2 separate regions of the Mus musculus genome follow, and region 2 is linked to region 1. Evidence: chromatin contacts called from ENCODE POLR2A ChIA-PET data. All regions are on one chromosome and are shown on one strand. Each heading gives the region's core, a stretch centred on a gene start or an enhancer-like site at or near the end of the contact. The rest is flanking DNA. Distances are from core to core; before and after follow the strand shown.

Region 1 (6,526 bases), core at 2,039-4,538:
AACAGTGTAACAATGTCTTTGATGAAAGTGGACTATTTAAGAAAAGTAACTTGCCAATCTAAGAAAATTGTCAATTTAAGAAAATACTTGCATTGGCCAGAGTTCTTAATCCAACCATGTTATATATTGTAGCCGCCTGCTGAACGAGAACTGGGTTCCCCTGAAAGGCGTGCTGGGGCTGAAAGAGACCAGAGGCAAGAAAAGAACTAGGCCAAGACAAACCTTTCTGTTCAAAGCCTCTGAAGTTTACTGAGAGTCCATGCTTATAAAGAGGGTAGGCCCATTCCCTGCCAGCCCATTCTTGGTGCCTGGAGCCAGCCAGTAGGTGATCTACAGGTCGGACGGTCTCAAAGACCTTTCAGCAGGAAGCAGTCTTGGAGAAGAGCAAATAGAGCCATCAAGGTCAGAAGGCTCTAGCCTCTCCTTCTTAGTGGCAGCAAGGTCAAAGTCTGGATCAGCCTGCTTCAAGGCTGAGGGAGGCTACAATATATATAATCAGGAAAAGGGTCTAATCACATATTCTTTTGGACATTTAAGTAATGTATTTCTAAAGACATTTTGCTGGCCCCATGTGAATTTGAATTGTGCTCCTTTAGTTTTAAGACAGTACCTTGGTGTTCTGGTTATAAATCAAGAACACTGGTTAAATTAAAAAAAAAAAAAACTGCTAGTCCTATCTGCTTTCAATATTAATAGCGATGTGCAACACTATGCTTTCAAATCTATTTTCTTGCCATCTTACTTCCTTAAAATTCTATATAGGTCAACAATAAATCACTTATCTAAAAACTACAAATCAGAATCTGCAATTACTCCTGAACAGAGGACTAATACATAATGTTTGAGACAATGTAGAATCTCATAAACTTAATCACACCACCAACTTTGGAATTATTAGAAGTTCAGAATGAATAACATGTAAGAACAAAAATAAATGATACAGATTGGGTGGGGGGCAACACTACATGTGCTGCATTTTTATAAAATGTGTCTAAAAAAGTCATTGATTTGATTACAGTAGATTCTGCCGTTTGAGATCAGGCCTAGATAATTTTTCACCACTGCTCCTGCCATGAACAGAGGTTAAGTGCTTTTTGAGAGCAGATTTGTGTTTGAAATCCATATCACAACAATGGCATTTATATGGCCGATCCCCACTGTGTATGTTCAAGTGGTCCTGAAGTGTGCTTTTAGCAGTAAAGGTCTTTAAACACACAGTACACTGAAAGGGCCTTATACCCATGTGTCCTCGAATATGCCGATTAAGATTTTTCTTCTGTGTAAATGTTTTCCCACACTGCAAGCACAAAAAGAGTTTATGCATCTTAAGGTGTCGCAGATAGTTTTCTACATGAAGAAATCCCCTTGGACACCTGGGGCACTGATGCCTCAAGGAAAAATTCTCATCCAGATTCTGGATCTCATTTACCGTACCATGACTTCCATCAGAATTCTCAGAAAATAACCCCTGATTTGTATTTCCAGGAACTTCTGTCACTCTGTTCTCAACTGTAGAATTGATCAATGAATGCTGTGTTTCAGGGAAATATATGCCTGCTTTGGATGAGGTACAAGGCTGTGAAAACTGCCCATTTTCTACATCATCTGTACTAATGGATTCTACATGGAGGATACAAATTTCATTCTCTTTAAAGCCACCATCTACTGCAGAGAGCTCCGGTGACTGCATTCTCATCCGCTCTGATGTCAGTGTCTCTGCAGCAGATTGTAATGCATTGCTTTCCTCCTCTTTGACATGGAAATCTAGGTTTACAGGACTATCTTCTGAAATTTCAATGATCTCACAGTCTTTATCAGAATTTTCTTCTTCATTCTTAACATCTGTATCTGAAGACTGACACAAGTCAGTGTGTTGGTTATTTTTCATAGAAAGGTCAATTTCCAAATACTTTGACAAAGCTTCTGTGCATTTTTCTACAATGTGAACCATCTGAAGGTAACTGGCAGCAGTCAAGTATTTCAAAAGCTCTTTTCTTTTTACTTCAAGTGCTCCAGTATAGCAGGACAACAGCAACTTCCAGCCTACTTCTGCACTCTGTAGAATGGTGATTCTGACATGTTTTGACTGTGTGAGTAAAAACTGATCTCTCATGAAAGTGGAGCAAGCAGCCAAAATCACCTTGTGCCCCTGGAACTCAGTATCGTTAATATAAATGGATACATCACAAAATAAATTCTGCTGTCTCAAGAGATTCATTTTCTGTAGGACCACATCTCCTTGCTGTTCAAACTGGAAGTGTAGAACATCAGACTCAGCAGCCATGGTCACGATCTATGCAAAACAGAGCACAGCATTGATACTGGATAGGCAATGCTTTATGGTACTGAGTCCCCCACTTCCCAGCATGTATTGGGAATAATGGAGACCCAAACTTTGAGTGCTAGGAGTAAAACTGTTTCCCAATAACCATCTATAAACTCAGAAACTCAAAATGCATTTCTGTATCATGGTACGTAAGTTTTTAAATACCAGTACAGTAGTGACACCAAAAAAGTACACTTAACCCCTTAAGTTAGAAAACACAATCTTCAAATTGTCCCACCACTATTGCTAGTCCCATTGTAATTGGCCATTGTAATGACTTCCCACAGGTCTCCTAGCAAAGCACTCTTTAATGCTCTTATGCTTAAATCGTCCAGCATCTCCCCCACTTCCTAGACAGCCTTTCGTTCTTAAAAAGAATTCAAACTCCTTCAGGATTTCACCCTAACCCACCTTTTATTGATTGATCTTGGTCCGTTTTTCATACACCCAGCTCCTTAATGTTAAATTGTTCATCATTGTACAAATAAAACACGGGAACGCCCATTTGCCTATCTATTACATTCACGATTTCAGCTCCATTTCCCAACTTGTGCTTTAGCTCCGTTGAGCCCAAACTAACGTGACTCCTCCTCTCCCAGGGACTCTTTTCCTCCTGGTTCTGTGTTCTCCCAGTGGGTAAAGGGTCCCATACAGCAAGAGGAGCTGACTGGAATCCTAGACCGCCTGCCTGCCAACTCCCTCCAACGAGGCACACGGTTCCCAAGTCGAGCCTTCCGAAGTCGGGCCCGACTGGTCAGGTGGGTGCGGTGCCAGGCTAGAGCGGAGGCCACCGCGGGGTGTACTCACTCCTTCAGCCTCAAACCCCAGCATGTCTCCGTCACTTTCACTTACCGACTAGCAAAACTGGCTTTGAGGCTTCCGCGGCAATGGCAGCCCAGGCCGGAAGATGGACTTAGCCTGGAAGGAAACGCTTCCGGAGTCAACCAGCTTTATTCTTCGCGGAGACTGTCTGGACGCCCCGGAAGAACATCCTGAGATGCTCTTTCTTCCTCTCTTTTTCCGCTGCAGGAAAGACAGAAAAATATCTAAATATCAGCGAGCCGGGTCTTTCTGGCCGTTCCTGCTCCGGTATGAAGCTGTTTGCTGCGAGCGAAGAACGCTCAGGGCCGGAACCGCCAAGGAGCCAAGGAGTTGAGGGGCGGAGCCGAAGGAAAGGACCTCGCAGCAATGTATTGTAGCTGGGCTACTCCCATCAGGACCTGGCCCTAACCTCAGGACACAGCTCCACCAGTCTCTTTGCCCTCCCCTCCTCTGTCGTTTCCAATGGCATCCTCTTCACCCTGCTGCTTTTGACAGCCTACCCCTAAAAGATTCTTCTCTTTGGGTGATGGGAATTAAACACAGGGCTTTATGAAAGTAAAGCCTTGCTTTCCTCCCCAATTACCCTTTGTCAGCGATTCCTCTAGGCTCCGCCCAACAGCTCCTAGCAACAGTTTGCATAGTCACCTGCCAGGCATGAGGGAGCTGTTTTGTGCTTCTCTCCCCCCCCCCCCGCTCCCCCGCCCCGTTAGATGACGGACCATTTAAGCATAAGAGCATTTTTTTTCATTCCTCCTTCTCCTTATTTTTAATCATAATGTTAACTCGGATGGGAATTTAAGAAGATAATTAAGAATATTTAAAGTGCTCTGCTAGGAGACGTGGTAAGTCATTACAATGGCCAATTACAATGGGACTAGCAATAGTCCCAGGACTTCCCTCAAGCCTCCTCCTCTTTATATCCTTCTCTGCCTCTACCCCCTTTCCAGGTCCCCTTCACTTCACTCAATAAACTTCTTTTTGTACTAGACCTGTCTCATGGTGGTGATTCCTCAGGGGAACATCGTGGCCGGTCGGCCATTTTATACCGATTGCACATTATTTCTGAGTTGCACCTCAATTAGTTGGGATTCAGTTGGAAATGATCTATCTTCAAAACTGCACGTACATACCCATATCGAAATATATGCCACAACCAAGGGAGGGGGATTATTTAGGACAATATTTATCTTTCTTTGCATTCTCACAGTTATTCAGAAAGTCCCTATTTGCGAAGTGTAGGGATGGCTGATGATTAAGCCTGGGCCTCCAGAAAACACTACTATTGAGCTGCATTTTCAGCCCTTTGCCATCCTTAAAGAATCCTTAAATTCAAACAACTGAGAAATAAGGAGGGAAGAGAGTAGAATAAGAAGTCAATGACACCACAGGTTAATGGTTAACTTTTATTAAGGAAACTTCCCCATTAAGTAAAGAGGTAGTTCAAGTATGTCTAACATACAACAGATTTAGAACAGCCATTCATGAGCTGAAATAAAATGTTCTAAGTTGTTTAGGACAATATTTTAGAAATAGTGACATTAGTCACCTTTCACTTACACATCTTCTAAACTAATGCAAAATCACACCTGATTTACCTCAGAGCCACTTCAGTTTGGAGATTGTTTTCATATTAAATAATAAATAAATAACAGTAATTTTAAAAAAAACAAACTACAGTAAAGAGGGTCCTCTTTCTTTTGAGGTTTTCCTAGGAATCCATACAACACAAACACTGAGGCTGGCATCGTGGCCTATACCTGTGATCCCAGCAGAGGCAGAGGCAGCCAGGGCCACATAGTAAGATCCTGCCTCAAAAAAACAAAAACAAAAACAAAAAGCCAAATTAAACCAAATGCTGAGTAACTAAGGCTCACCTCTGCCTCATATAATTACTAGTGTGAAAAGCCTTCTTCCACAATAAAATATATGCCTCTTCTCTTTGCTTTAAAATCTGAGAAACACGTAAGCAAAGAAACCAAGTTCCACCAAAATTAAATATCTCACACAAAAATAAGACCTCTCCAGCCAAGAAATGGAAGAGATCACAAATTATGCAAATGGTTTACACTTACAAACAGAACCAAAAATTTTACTAACAGAAACCCCTAAGAAAGTGGACTTTAAGTCAGGGTTCTCAACCTTCCTAATATTGTGAGATCCTTTAATACAGTTCCTCATGCTGTGGTGAGCCCAACCATAAAAATATTTTCATTATTTCATAACTGCATTTCTGCTGTTTTGAATTATAATGTAATTAAATTGTAATATAAACAAAAACAATTTCTATGGTCTTAGGCAACCTCTGTGAAAAAAAAAATCACTTGATTCCACAGGTAGAAAACCACTGCTTTAAGTGATTAAAGAAAACGAGGCAATTTTATTCTTGTTAGGATATAAATTTGAGACATCATCTCACTAAAATCGCTTGCCCTATAAGGACAGGGACCATATATATCAATCTTACCTTCCTATCCTCAGAATATAACACAGTACCTGGAAATTCCAGTTGGTTACTAATACTTCTTGAGGCTGTGGGAGTAGCTCAGTGCTGGAGTACATGTTTAATGTGCATGAGGCCTTGGATTCAAAGTCTCGGGCATTTTTTAAAAAGGGGAAAAAAAAAAAAAGAAAAGAAAAAAGGCCTTCTGAGTGACTGAAATTAATCAAGAAATAGCCTCCAACTAGAGAGACCAGTGCTATTTAAACCCATGCCGTTCTTAAGTCTTCAAACTACTAACAGTAACTGGACAAGAATAAGTATATGGAGCCCCACCATCTTCAAATGATGTTCAGAGAAAATATTTAAAACATGGGATGATTAGAGTCCCACTGTTGCATAGAACTGGTGCTCTTTGGATGAATCATGCAAAATTTGGAATGCTAGGAGGCATTATTAGGACTATACTGAGTGATGTTGGGCATGAAGTACCTAGCACACATGTTAGCTAACTGTACTCACATTTAAATATTTAGTAAAAATTATGCCTCAAATCTGAGCTATGTGTAAATATATCAAATTATGTCTATATATAAATTAATATAAATTTTTGGATTTTTCTGTCCATGTGCTCTCATAGCTTAAAAATAAAAAACAAAAGTCTGGTAGAAATAAAGTTTTTTAGACAAAATCAGTTTCATATTTGGATTATTTTCGCATTATTCTAACCTGCCGTTCCCTTGATAGCCAAACCAGTCATTTAGAAATAGTATAATGTTCATCTAGCTAAGAACAATGATCAGGCTAGAGCTGTATCTAGGTGGTACAGTGCTTGTCCAGTGCCTATGAGACACTGGGTTCGACTTCCAGCACCACTACTATAAAATAATTATATTTATTTAGGTCTTTTGAAGGAGGGCCTCATTCTATAGCCCAGGCAA
Region 2 (6,017 bases), core at 2,725-5,224, 270 kb after region 1:
GGCAGGTGTGATAGCTCATGTCTGTAACCTAGCAGGCTGGAGGGTGCTTCTTAAGTTTCAGGCCAGCCTGAGTGACAAGGATTTCAAGGCTACCCTGGGCTACAAACAGAATGAGTCACTATCTCTAAAAACAGGTAAAGTGACAAAAGGAAAAAGCAGTGGCCATATTAGAATTTTTCAAAGGATATCCTACTACTCAAATTTTCTGCCAAAGAGCAATGGAAGGGCAGATAGGCTCACTATAATTATATTCTATACATACATCAATTCTCAACAAACTCCAAGTTTCAATCAAAGACATACTAAAATACACTTCCCTCCAAAAATCCTATAACAATGCCTTCTGAACACTACTCCCTATGTTAAACATTTCAAATCTGGATTTTAAAAATCATTACCTTTTTATTTTGAAATATTTATAATTAAGACTCAAACTACAACTTTAAAATTTGGTGTTCTGTTCCTCTCGTTATGTTTAGGCAAGATTCCCACTCACCCTCAAACTTGTTATTTGGAAGTACACAAAGATACTTCCCAACTGACAAAAGGATCAACCCAGAAATTGTCCAAAACAGACCTTTTCTTTGAAATCATAGTAGTACTATATACTATATGAAGTTCATTGAATAGCAATTCAAGGTACTTCTATAACCAGATAAAATTTACTTTTTAGCAAAATCTGACAAGGCAAAAATTTCAACTGTCAAAGGGGAATTCACTTTCCAGGATTCTAGGAAACAGAGCTTACTATAAAACAGTCTCAAGGCAGTTTCCTTAATCTTCCCAATCAATCAATCAGTCTCTGTCTCTTTCTCTCTCTCTCTCTCTCTCTCTCTCTCTCTCTCTCTCTCACACACACACACACACACACACACACACACACACACACACACACAAATTCTAACATAAGCTACAGATCACTAAAGGAGACAAGGCACTGAAATGTTGGTTCAAAATCCTGAAGTTTAATTCCCATGTACCTGGCAAGCTGATGGTAGACTTACATCCACCCAACTCCAGAAGTGTCTTCTCTCATTTAAAGCTAACATTACATACACCATCAAAGCAAACCAAAATACATAAGAACCTAAAGGCCTCAGCTAAAGTTTACTTCAATTACTTGGTTAAAAAAAGAGCTGACAATCCAGTGTTGGTTATTAACATTTTAAAGGTTAGAATCCAAAGGCTCTATTTCTCCCACTTTTAGAAGCTTACATTATATTTGTCAGCCTGTAGCATGAGACTCTGATATTACATCATCCAGCACCCAAATACTGTCCCAGGAAGCTTCTGGGTACCTGAGACACAACATATCAACTGCATATTCTCTTGAGCTCTTGATGTTACTGGCCTCTGGGACCTGCTTTCAGGAAGCTTCACAAAGACATCTACTATGCACCTACTGCAATTCCATTTCCTTTACCTTTTGGGTGTATTCTTCACAATGTATAGCCACATGTCTACTCAGTCAACAGAGCTAAGTGAATACACACCACATACTGCCCAATTTGAAAGTAGGTGGTCAGCTCTTCCTTATTCCTTTCCCATTCACTTGCTGTAAAACTAAAAGTGGGGCTCATCACCTCTTTGATCCTAAAAAAATTAACTTTAAAATATTATATGCAGGGAGGAGGGGAGGGGGGAGGGGAGGGGGGACTTTTGGGATAGCATTGGAAATGTAAATGAAGAAAATAACTAATTAAAAAAAATTTTAAAAAAAGATATTGTATGCAATTGAAAGTCCTTTATTCTCTGTTAATCAGTCTAGGATCCACATCCTGTGTCCACTGTCCCAAATTTCTAGTTCCTCTAAGCCTGAAAATAATCCTCCCTAGTTTTCTCCTCCCATTGGACATCTGCACTCTACCCTTTATTATCTCTCAGTGACTTAATTTTGGACCCTTTACTGTCTTTTGGGTTTGTTGTTGTTGCTTGTTTGCTTGTCTTTGTTTTGTTTTTCAAGACAGTGTTTCTCTGTGTGGCCCTGGCTCTCCTATAACTGACTAGGCTGGCCTCTAACTCAGAGCTCTACCTGCCTCTGCCTCTCAAGCACTGAGATTAAAGGCAACCACCTTTAATGTCTTAACACTGTAAAACTCCAATCTTTCCTCACACTTCCACACCTTGAATCTTCCAAAATCTTAATTAAGTAACCTACTTCTGAACCCTCTCTGACAGTCATTTCCTGCTTTAAACATGAGCATCCTACTTCCCTCAGCACACCAACTCCATACAACTGTCCTTCTAGCTACAGCCATAAACCCATAAACACCTCTCCTTTCCTTCAGTATAAGTACTATTCCTTTACATTTTCTACTACAAAATACCCTTTCTTCTGTCCCCTGCCTACTCCTTTCATTTCCTCTACATCCTACTACTGATTTCCCTTCAAACATACCCCCTACATCCTACTACTGATTTCCCTTCAAACATACCCCCGCTTCCATCTTCCTCCTCATTCCCAACTTCTCTCCACACCTCCTGCCCTGGGAATATTTCCATTTACACACACACACACCTTACCTACCACTCCCATATTTCCTCTCCCTCCCTTCTGCTCACCACCCCACTCTCCATCCTGCCACACACCCCATCCCTTTCCAGGGTGCTCCCAACCTCAAGGTTTCCTCTTCTGCTGGTGCCCACTAGAATTTCTCACACAAACACCCTCCGCTTCACTCACTTCTGCTGCCCTTTTACTGCTACACACACCTCCTGCCTTGACATCTCTCTCCACCCAACCTAAAACCTCCACATAACCTCCTTATCCCCATTTCTCTCCCAAAGCCCTCAAACTCAGTACCTGTGTAAACCACTCCTCCTCCCACTTGCTCTATCCTCCTCTACCCTGAATACAGAACCAAGCCATTTTCCCCAAGCCTGTCAACCCCTTCCTGTCTCCTTCCATACTTCCCAGCCAGATACTCACTAGGGAACTCCTGACGTCCTGGGCGCACACACACAGACAGACATCTCCTGCCTGAATACCCTCAATTTCAACCGCCACCATTTGAGAGAACCCCCTCCTCTGACACTCCTTCCCTCCATCTTTTGGGGCTCAGCCTGCTCGCCACACTCCCAGCTACGGACCCCTCCTCCGCCATTTCCCTTCAGGCGTCCGGTGGCCTTCCCGCTGCCTGCCCCATTCTCTGCCCCTCACAAGCAGCGCTAACCAGGGCATCTGCTCCTTCCATTTCTGCCTAGAGGTGCCCATCTTGTCCCTCCCTCCACCACCTCACTTGCCCCTGCCCGCCCCAAATCCCCCTACACACCCATCCGAATCCCCAAACGGAACGTCCTCCTTCCCTCTCGAGCCCGACCTAGGCCCCCATGGGTCCCCCAGGCGTGCCCTTGAGGCCCTGGTCACCGTGGGGCCGGGTCCCTCAACGCTCCCTTACACCCAAATCTGCCCACACCCTGTGCCCGCCCCCCGAGCCTCTCCCCAGCTCTTGCCCGCAACGTCCTCCAGCACCTGCCCCGAGTCCGGAACCCTCCCACCTCCCCAGAGCTGGCGCCCCGCACGCTGCCCACGCCCTCGGGAGGTTCAGGGCCGGGACCCGCGACCCCGACCCCGAAAGCAAGCAAGGCGACCCGCAGTCCTGACGCGGACCGGCCGGGTACCGCGGCGGCGACCACAAAGCTCAAGCCGCGGGGCTGGGATTGCGCCGCGCTCCTCGCCTCAGCAGCCGCCGCCGCTGCTAAGGACGCACAACAAACAATGCGGGGCCCGGGCAGCCTCCGCCAACTGCCTCAACCGCCGCCTCAACCGCCGCCCGCCCGGGACGGCCCGCCGCGCAGGCGCCGGCCCCGCCGCAGCCTACCCGCGCCGCCGCGCTCCGCCCGCGTCCGCTCCCCGCTCCCGCTCCGCCGCCGCCGCCACCTCGTCCGCCCGCGTCTCCGGCTCCTCAGCACAGCGGCGGCGGCTGCGGCGGCTGCTGCCTTGGTGGCGCTCGCGGATCCGAGCTCGGCTTCGGCAGCGACCGCGGCGGCGGCGGCAAGCACGTGACGCCGCCGAGCACGCCCATTGGCCGATCCAGGGGGCGGGGCCCGCGGCTGCTGGGGAACGGAAAGCCCGCCCCATCGCCCTCCGCGCGCCCCCTGCACGCGCGCTCTGCCGCACCTGAGAGCTCCGGCCAGCGCCCGCCGCCGCCGCGCCGCGCTGTCGCCTGCGTCAACTGCGCACCTGGGAGCGCGCAGGGCGCTCAGGCCCGCGGCCGCCGCCTGCACCTGCGAGACCGCTTACGTAAACTGCGTCCCGCCCACCTCGCGGCGCCTAGCCCGGGCCGCAAACCGTACCTGAGCCCCGCTGTGCCTGCGGCGGTAAGCGTTGCTGGGCGGAGGCCAACTGCTGAAAAGAGCTAAGCGCGCATTAACTTCGTAACTGCAGGTTCTGAGAGCTGCTCCCGGCCGCAATGAGAGCCGGCTTCCCCAGGTTCTGCGTCCCGGTGCGGGATGCTTCTCCAGCTCCAGCCTCGGCCTTTACGCTAACGGAGTAAGCGCCGCAATGCCTCCCGGGTGGAGGAGGGGCAGGCAGTACCTTGGCTGAGTAAGAGACTCCGATCCCTCCTTGATTCGCTCCCCCTCCCACTTGCCGGTTGTGTGACCTTGGCCAAGTTACCGAACCGCTCGAGCTTCAGTTTCCACTTCACAAAAACTAAAACTGTAATTCCTATTTAAGAGCCGTTGAGCAGATGGCATAAAACAATAGATATGAATTTTCCTGGCACATAGCAAGCACTGAACAAAAATCAAAATCTCCTCTCCCTACTCCACCCTTAATGGCCCGGGAAATCCTTTCCCTCCTTATTTCCCTCCTTAGGTCTGGAGTAGTCTAGCTAAACACCTACCCACTTTGTTCCAACGGTGGTACTGGGAAAGAAATAAAAGGTTCAAGTTTTATTTTACAGCTCTACGTTGGCATCTTCTTAGTGCCTAGCATTCTCCCAGGGGGTTCAGCCCATGCTTAGTGTGTGTTGCATGCTCCACACTCGGCAGGGTGCTAGAATGCACTGAAGAATAAGTCAAGGTCCTTAGCCTAAAGCAAACCTAGCAAAGAACCCCACTTAATTTGAGCAGACAGTAGGGGACTGACCTCCCACACTCCCCCTGGTAGGTCCCCTTCTCATCTTGCTCCTGTACCAGACTCAAATATTAACAGCTCTGGACTGGAAATGATTCTCAATAATACTTGCCTGACATGGACAAAGTCCAGGGTTGCATCCACAGCACTACCAAAATATATGACCTCAGTACTTCATTCACAGAATATGTTAATACTTAGAGTTAAAAAGCTTTGAGTATGGCCTTCAACTTCAGGACATACACACTTCCCATTGCCCCTCCTTGACACTTCATTAACAACAAAGCTGTCCTTTCCTAGCTATCCCCAGGTCTGTAACATATCCCTGAAGTCTATGCTAAGCCCCAGATCACTATGTCTGATTGGCACCTCATTCTAGCCTTCTGGAAACCTGGTTGTTCTATCAGTTTAGAACATACTCCATCTGGAGCCCCTTGACTGCCCTGAGACACAGGTCCAGACTCTTCCTGCTTGTGCATCACCAGTTCAACAATGCCTTGTTATGTCACCAAGCTGTAGTTTAGCTCAGTCTCTTCCCTGGATTGTAAGCATCTTGAGGAAAGGTTCATCCCTCTGCCTGAGTAAAGTTAGGAAAGACCACATACACAGAGGATGAGATCACTAAAGCTGGGTTTTACAGTATAAAAGGAAGTCTGCCAGGGGAGAAGAGACACTGCAGTGCACAATACAGGTTTGCTGTGCACTAGCTGTGTGACCTTGACAGATCTAGGTCTTAGAGCCCTCATCTGTCATTTTGCATACCTCAGAGTACTGTTACTAGGAGTCAGTGAGACTACATTTAACATATGTGGCCCTTAGAATTCTAACACTTATAAATTATATTTTTTAAGTAGGCAGAATATATGGCATTAAGGATTCAATAGTATCTCTTGTTTTGTTTTTTATTGAACTTTTAACTCCAAACACTCAGGACAAA

What was found. ChIA-PET counts read pairs that join two places held with the same protein, here RNA polymerase II (POLR2A).
Region 2: POLR2A ChIA-PET joins it to region 1 with 14 read pairs in embryonic stem cell. The contact joins the promoter of Strbp here to the promoter of Zbtb6 in region 1. POLR2A ChIA-PET finds 5 or more read pairs at or near these places in 4 of 5 experiments (Patski and embryonic stem cell).

Annotation. Positions count from the first base shown.
Region 1 is chr2:37,427,631-37,434,156 of GRCm38, forward strand. Zbtb6 (zinc finger and BTB domain containing 6) reads right to left here and starts at 3,289. Exons shown (of 2, transcript NM_146253.5): 1 at 3,179-3,289; 2 at 1-2,293. The coding sequence starts at 2,284. The coding sequence ends at 1,013. Zbtb26 (zinc finger and BTB domain containing 26) reads right to left here. Exons shown (of 2, transcript NM_199025.3): 2 at 4,538-6,526.
Region 2 is chr2:37,699,371-37,705,387 of GRCm38, forward strand. It overlaps Strbp (spermatid perinuclear RNA binding protein), which reads right to left and starts at 3,975. Exons shown (of 18, transcript NM_001379315.1): 1 at 3,822-3,975.